2 separate regions of the Homo sapiens genome follow, and region 1 is linked to region 2. A link is an interaction called in ENCODE POLR2A ChIA-PET data of the cell type or tissue named here. Cell type or tissue: PC-3. All regions are shown on one strand.

The links. ChIA-PET counts read pairs that join two places held together with the same protein. Peaks named below come from ENCODE experiments on the same cell type or tissue, not always from the same donor. Only the 100,000 strongest peaks of a DNase experiment are listed, where the experiment ranks them.
Region 1: POLR2A ChIA-PET joins it to region 2 with 6 read pairs; 4 of 35 experiments call an interaction of 5 or more read pairs at or near these places.

What each region holds. Positions count from the first base shown.
Region 1 is chr13:21,492,650-21,496,649 of GRCh38, forward strand. It overlaps MICU2 (mitochondrial calcium uptake 2), which reads right to left. Exons shown (of 12, transcript NM_152726.3): 10 at 3,403-3,511; 11 at 2,512-2,669; 12 at 42-704. The coding sequence ends at 600. Among named protein-coding and RNA genes, the nearest start is that of ZDHHC20, 35 kb to the left of the region's middle. In PC-3, no CTCF peak of the experiment used is centred here; no DNase peak of the experiment used is centred here.
Region 2 is chr13:21,586,806-21,590,805 of GRCh38, forward strand. The region is part of intron 1 of MICU2 (mitochondrial calcium uptake 2); the gene reads right to left. Among named protein-coding and RNA genes, the nearest start is that of MICU2, 15 kb to the right of the region's middle. In PC-3, no CTCF peak of the experiment used is centred here; a DNase peak (open chromatin) is centred at 1,826.

The DNA of each region.
Region 1 (4,000 bases), 94 kb before region 2:
GTAGTTTTAAAAACACATGTAAAATAAAAAGCACCTCAGTATTTTTTGTATCTATGTAAATATTTTATTCTGCTTCCAGATAGAACATTGAAGTTTACATGTTATTTTAAAGACAATAAACAGCTAAGCTACTGACATAAAATATGCAATAAATTTATGAGATATAAGGTACAGATGAGAAAAATCTGAAATAAGTTTTTAACTTCATTTAGCCTATTAGGAACATGAAGATGTCTGGAATTGATGCTGGCCTTGGTCTCAAGTACTTTTTCCCATATGTATTTGTTTTATCCTTCCAGAAAGCATATCATATTAGAGTGTCTAAGAAATCAGTGAATCACTAAGTTTTCCATCTTACCGAAGTACAAAACATTATTTCAAATCTAGGCCTTCTGACAGAATCCAATATCTATTTTTATACTTACTTTTCTTTCTACTAAGTTCTTTAATAAAATTATGAATCAGAAAGCAAGTACAAGACATGCTTATTTCACACAGAATATCAATGAAGACTTAAGAAGATAAATAGCAAGTACTTCTAAAAAATCACAAATTTTGACATTTGGAACAATATAATTGCCATACTATTATATCTTTTATTAAAAAAGACCTTTTCCAGCTTGTTTCCAGACTTCTTTTACTCCTTTAATGCTTTCTTTCTTCACACACTTCCAGTATTCTTGTATACTCTGATGTTGTGGTACCTGTTAACCGAAAGTAAAAATCAAGGGGTCATTGTCTTCAAGGTTAAACATGATTTCATATATACTTTACGTTACTGTTTATTTCCTTCCCACACTCCTCCAAAAATAGTTGAGGGTGAATTATGTTGTAAAAGATGATCACAACAGAACTGAAAATGGGGGTAAAAGACAAAAAGTGAATGTAACTATGCTTAAGGTTACTAGGGAGTGGAACCAGACTGAGCACACATTAATGGAGTTTCTTCTCTAAGAGGGTAATGAAGACTTTGGGCCATCTCTTCTTTCACATACTGGCTTTAAAATTTAATTACTTTATAATGTTTTCCTTTTATAATGTTTTATAATCTTTCCCTTTTTTTCTGGTGAACTTTGTTTAGCTATGTAGAATACAATTATAAGCCTAAAGCTTTGATTTAACATTGGCTAAAATTAAAAAAAAAAAAGGCCACAAAGTATTTGATGAAAAGCTTCAAGAAATAATCTAATTCATGGACGTGTTTTGTTAGCTAAAAATACATGTGGATTACTACTACTCTCAACAAAATGAAAAGGTAAAGGTTAGGAAATATTTGGATCCGGGGGACCACAGGAGCATAGCACTGATGAAAATTAGCCAAGTGGAAGCAAAATTCTACTCCAGATTATATATGTTCTTTTTCTTATGACTGATTTACAGCTTTTCTTTTTAATGTCTTCTGAGAAAGGGCAAGGAGACTCCCAGGTACACTCAATTGTGAACTGAAAAGACTGGCTTAATTTCCCGGAATATATTTATGGGTGTTGGATAACTGCAAAGTTTATAAAATATTAATATGTTTGCTAATGAAAATAATATTTATTTTTCCCTAAGTTATGTTTGTTGCAGGAAATGGAATTGCTTTTCTAAGTTGTAAATAGCTTTATTTTCATGAATAGTACCATATTCTCTCTCTCTCTCCTTCCTTTTTTCTTGCCTACCTACCAACCATGTAGATTCTCTTTGGACCCTAGTCTTCCCCTGGCAGACTTCTTTTCTGAGAGTGCTTCTAGCACATTCTAATCTGAACAAAAATCTGAATTTGATTTGTCCCACAAGTATAGACTCATATGTGACTTTGAGTGAATAATGCTAATAGTGAAATTTACTTCATAATCTCAGCCACTATACTAAGTATTTTACATCAAATTCTAACAATAATGCTTTCTGGTAGATTAGTTTCCTCATGGTATGGGTCAAGAATCTGAGACTAAAAAAAATTAAGTGGCTTTGCAAGATTAAGCAGTTAATAAACAGTAGAGGTGGGATTTGAATTTACATATATCTAATTACATGTAGTTAGTCAAATCCTAGGCTATGATTTTTTTTCCCTTTTTTTGTAGAAACAGAGTCTCATGATGTTATCCACGCTGGTCTCAAACTCCTGGCCTCAAGTGATCCACCCGGCTCGGCCTCCCACAATGTGCTGGGATTACAGATGTGAGCCACCATGTCCAGCTAGGCTACATTTCTGAATAGTAATTTCTTTTTTAAAAAATTATTTTTTTTTGGAGACAAGGGCTTGCTCTGTTGCACAGTCTAGAGTGCAGTGGTGCGATCGTAGCTCACAGTCACTTTAAATAGTGATTTCTTATTAGATTCACATTATTTTTTAAAAAGCAAAGATGTTTAATCTCATATATAAAATATATTTCTGTATTTCAATTACAGCTTATAGTCTTTTTATAAGTGATGAAAACTCCATTTAAAGACTGTACAATTGCCCAAATTCTAGGTTTAATATCAGTTAATGACAATGTAAACATGTATTATATAAAAAAAATCTGTTACCCATAAACCTCGATGCATTCTGTTTTTTAACACCCCAAGAAACTCTTCATGACTAAGACATTCATCACCATCCAAATCAAAGATCTTAAAGACAGTGTCCAAAATATTGTTTGAGAGTTCTTGTCCTGTTGCTACTTTCACAGCTCTCTTAAACTCCGCTAAAAAACAAACATAAAACAACTTATCAACTATGTGAAATAGTCTAAGTGAAATTAATCTAAATTTTCATTATTTGAGAAGTAAAAGCAAATCCAAATTTTTATTATTTGGGAAGTAAAACAAAAACAAAAATACCCATGAAGAAAATATTCAAACCATAAGCCGACGAATGTCATGAGAGTCACTGCAAGACAAATGAGCTATTGTAATTTAATCAATGCTCTAAACATATATTTGAGATGAATCTTGCTCGTCGCCCAGGCTGGAGTGCAATGGCACGATCTTGACTCACTACAACCTCCGTCTCCCGGGTTCAAGCGATTCTCTTGCCTCGGCCTCCTGAATAGCTGGGATTACAGGCGCCTGCCACCACGCCCAGCTAGTTTTTGTATTTTTAGTAGAGATGGGGTTTCACCATGTTGGCCAGGCTGGTCTTGAACTCCTGACTTTGTGATCCGCCCACCTTGGACTCCCAAAGTGCTGGGATTACAGGCATGAGCCACCATGCCCGGCCTTCTTCCTTCTTTTTAGGAGAATGAGAAAATAAAAGTATAGAAAGTAACCATTAAACTGGAGTACTGGTATTCTAAATCTAGAATAACCACACTGAATTAAAAGGTCAATCAACTATTTTTACTTATAATTTGTTCCTTGATTGGTAGCATTTAGTTGAAGAATATAGTAAAACTGTTTATAGATGATAAAAATTAAATGGTTTTTCATATAACTTACCTAGTCTGACAGGACGATGAGCTAAACTGAACATCTGCATGGCAATAGCAAAGTCTTCCAAGTGGGTTGTAAAATGGCAAAATGACTTGAATTCATCCAAACTAATGCTCTAATAAAGTAAGAGTTTTTATTACAATTTTGTAAGTACATTAAATAATCTTATAAATGTTAACTATGAACTTTCTTTTCTACCGTAGAGACTAGTATCATTCTAAGAGGAAGAGACAACAGAGCTTTCTCTGTCCCTTTCTCTCTGTGTGCACACAGAAATGGCCACACAAAGGGCACAGTGAGAAGGTGCTGTGTGCAGGCTGGGCAAGAGGCCTCACCAGAAACTGGCCCTGCTGGTGCCTTGATCTTGGACTCCTGGCCTCCAGAACTGTGAGAAATAAATTTATTGTTTAAGCTGCCCAGCCTGTGGTGTTTTGAGGCGGCAGCTTGAAGAGACTAACATACTCTGTTAAGTGGTCCACTTCTGCTAAGTTTTATTAGTGGACATAGCACTGAGTAAGAGCACAGAGTTTTGGAGTTAGATGGACTTTTAATGCTGAAATTCCGGTTCTGCCCTTTATAACGTGTATGACCTTAGCCTCTCTAA
Region 2 (4,000 bases):
TTTTCTAAGTCACTAAATCTTTCTAGTATCAAGGTCAGCATAAATATACAAACATTTAAATATAGTATGTAAAAATGATGCATTAAAGTTGGTGAGAGAAGATGCTTAATTTTGTTTTCCTAGAAGCTGCTCTCCCAGGCATCTTCTTCCCTCTTTCCCATTATTATTTGTCTGACATTCCAGAGAGTATAATCTATATCCTAGGAAAATTATCTGTCATTTTGTACATCAAAGCTAAAAGCTCTCCTCTCTCAGATGGGTTAATCAAGACTTGGTTGCACCCTCTCTTCCTTCCTCCCCTTTGCCAGGGACGAGGGGAGGAGAGAACCGAGTATTCAAGGCACCAGCTTTCAGGAGACTGGTTACATATGGGGCAATTGAGTATCAAAATAAATGGACTCTTTGAGTAAAATGGGAATCCATGAGTCCGTAGATATAAATGAATAAATGAGTAAACAGTGGAGAGGACAAAGCCCTATGAAGCCACAAAATTATCTCCCCACAAAATACTTATTAATGAGTATAAAGTACTTATTAAATTTTTAATGAAGAAACCTGACAGATGTCTTCTTACCAAATGATAAAAGTAATTGTAATTATCAGCAGTAGAAATCTAATTTGTTTACCTCCTAATATGATGCACTGAAAAGGACACAGCATGGCTTTAGTGTTATTTGTGAAAAAAGTGCATGAATCATGAGGAAACATTAACCAAACCTAAATTAAGGAAGATTCTGGAGATAGCCACTACTCAATGATAGGTGAAAATGCTTTAAAACTGCAAATGCAAGTAGGCATAGGAACAATACGAATGGATTATAGATCGGAGGAAAAGCATGCTGATTTCGAAGTGAATTTAGTCATTTTAAGCACAGCTTTAGCTGGACACTCTTACCATTCATTCAACCACTCACTCACTTAACAGTCATTAATTAGTACCTATGATGAACTAGGGACTATACTAAGTATTAGTAAAATGATGAATAAAAGCTGAATAGTTAGGTATAAGTACTTCAGAATGGTAGTTATAAGATACTAAAAACTAAATGTGCACTTTAAGTAGATGACATTTCAGTGAATACTGAATCTTGATTTTTCTTTTTTGATAGATTCAAAGAAGTCAGACTTTGAACTGCATAGGTGGAGGCATTCTGCTTTCTCTGAACATGAAGACATCCAACTTAAATTTTATTAAGTAAATAATATCAAATTCAGCATTTCAATACAGACCCCAGTGTCAACCAGGAGTCTTGCCCCCCGATGTAGAGCTTTTATGCCATAGTTGGTCCAACGTTCTGCGGACCACTAAAGAGCAAGGATGGACTGCCCCAACCGGTTTTTGTAATTTCCTAAAATCATACATTCATTTTACTAGAGGATCATAGAAGTTAAAGACTTAAAACAAACTTTGGCAATTAAGACAGGATACCAAGATGCAAATGCCTGGTTGGAATGGATCAAATATTCCATCCACACGTTAAACAAAACAATTGTTATGCTTGTGTGCATGGCAGGCCAGAGGCCCAAACTGTCCCCTTTCCACTAAGGTGGTCCTCCAGTTGACCAGGCGTGGGCTGCATGGTAGTTCTTTTCCAGGACCCTACAGCCTCAAGTAATAAGTCATCCCAAGCTCTCTCTGCTATATCCCGAAGTCCAGCACCCTGCAGGTCAGCCCCCAAGGGCCATCTAGCTTCCATCTCCCAACACTAAGTTCACTTCGTGTCTCTCATGACAGGGAGGAAATTTAGCATTCCTTGGAGACTGGAAGGATGCAGTGAGCTTAAGAATTTTCAAGAGCTTATCAATGAGTCAGCCCTTGTTCATCCCCAAGCGGATGTGTGGTGGTATTGTGGTGGACCTTTACTGGACACTCTGCCAAATAACCAGAAGTGGCACTTGTGCTTTAGTCCAGTTGGCTATCCCTTTCACCCTAGCATCTCATCAACCAGAGGAAGGAAAAATAAGACATCGTAAAGCAAGAGAAGCCCCTTGGATCTTTCGACTCTCAGGTCTGTTTAGACACAATTAGAATCTCGCGGGGAATACCAGATCAATTTAAAGCCCAAAATCAAATAGCTGCAGGATTTAAGTCAATATTTTGATAGGTAACAATAAAAATGTAGATTAGATAAACCACATCTACTACAACCAACAGCGATTTATTAACTACACTAAAAATGCTATTAAAGGAAAGCTGAACAATTAAGGGCTACTAGCCAGATGGCTTGGGAAAATAAGATAGCCTTAGACATGATATTAGCAGAAAGAGTAGGAGTTTGCATCATGATTAAAACTCAATGTTGCACCTTCATCCTAAACAACACTGCCCCTAATGGAAGTATAACAAAGGTACTGCAAGGTCTGACTTCTCTACCCAATGAGTTAGCCTGCAACTCAGGGGTAAATGACCCCTTTACAGGATGGCTAGAAAAGTGGTTTGGTAAATGGAAAGGAATAATAGCCTCAATTCTTACTTCCCTCACAGCCGTAATGGGTGTACTTATTCTTGTCAGGTGCTGTGTCATACCATACATCCGTAGGTTGGTGCAGAGGCTCATAAAAACGGCACTTACTAAAACCTCCCTTAACTATCCTCCACCTTATCCAGAGAAGCTTCTTCTTTTGGAAAATCAAGCAAAACAACTAAGCCAAGACATGTTAAAAAAACTTTGAAAAGAAAGCTGTTAAGGAAACACAAGGGTAGGGGTTGTTAGATATGAGTTCTAAATTTCTCTTCAAAGAATCAATATGTCAGTATGTTCAATTCTTTGCCTTCTACTTTTAAACTTAACTTCCTCATAAAGCAACCTTTTTCGATTACCTGCTCCACCCTGACTCATTTCAATCACCTGTTCCACCCTGACTCATTCGGATTACCTGCTCCACCCTGACTCCTTCCGATTACCTATTCCACCCTGACTTCATGATTCTGATCACCTGTTCTGTCATAACCATTTTTCCCACCAAACCACTCACCCCGTAGTGCACTCTCTTTAAATTACCCAATTGAAATTAGTTTAGCCTGTGCAGTCTAACCCTAGCCAATGGAAAAATACAGCAGCAAGGGTCACGTGCGTCAGGGATAAGAACCTCTTTCCCTCCCTTGTCCAAGTGTGCGCTCACCATTGTTCCGTCTGTAAGGGCGCACCCTTCTATAGAAGTACCTTGCCTTGCTGAGAATTAAAAGAAAATTTTATATTTGAGTGCTATTTCTTTTGCAGCACCAAAACTTTATATATAACACTAGCAAGACAGGCCAACATGCAGATTCAGGAAATACAGAGAACACCATTAAGATACTCCATGAGAAGATCAACCAACCCCAAGACACATAATCAGATTCTACAAGGTCAAAATGAAGGAAAAACTGCTAAGGGCAGCCAGAGAGAAAGGCCAAGTCACCTACAAAGGGAAGCCCATCAGACTAACAGTGGAACTCTTAGCAGAAACTCTACAAGCCAGAAGAGACTGAGGGCCAATATTCAACATTCTTAAAGAAAATAATTTTCAACCCAGAATTCCATATTCAGCCAAAGTAAGCTCCATAAGCGAAGGAGAAATAAAATCCTTTCCAGACAAGCAAATGATGAGTGATTTCATTACCACCAGGCCTGCCCTGCAAGAGCTCCTAAAAGAAGCACGATATCAAATATCTTGTTTAAAAATAAATCTTCTCTTTGTGGTCACTTTCAAAATTTAAACAAAATAAAACATCCATTAAAACATGTTCCTATTCTTATTCTTCACACCCAGGAACTGAAAATGTTAAAAGGTTAGAAAATAAGAATTGGTCGGGCGTGGTGGCTCACGCCTGTAATCCCAGCACTTTGGGAGGTCAAGAGATCGAGACCATCGTGGCCAACATGGTGAAACCCCCGTTTCTACTAAAAATACAAAAAATTAGCTAGGTGTGGTGGCATTTGTCCGTAGTCCCAGCTACTCAGGAGGCTGAGGCAGGAGGATCGCTTGAACCCAAGAGGTGCAGGTGGCAGTGAGCCAA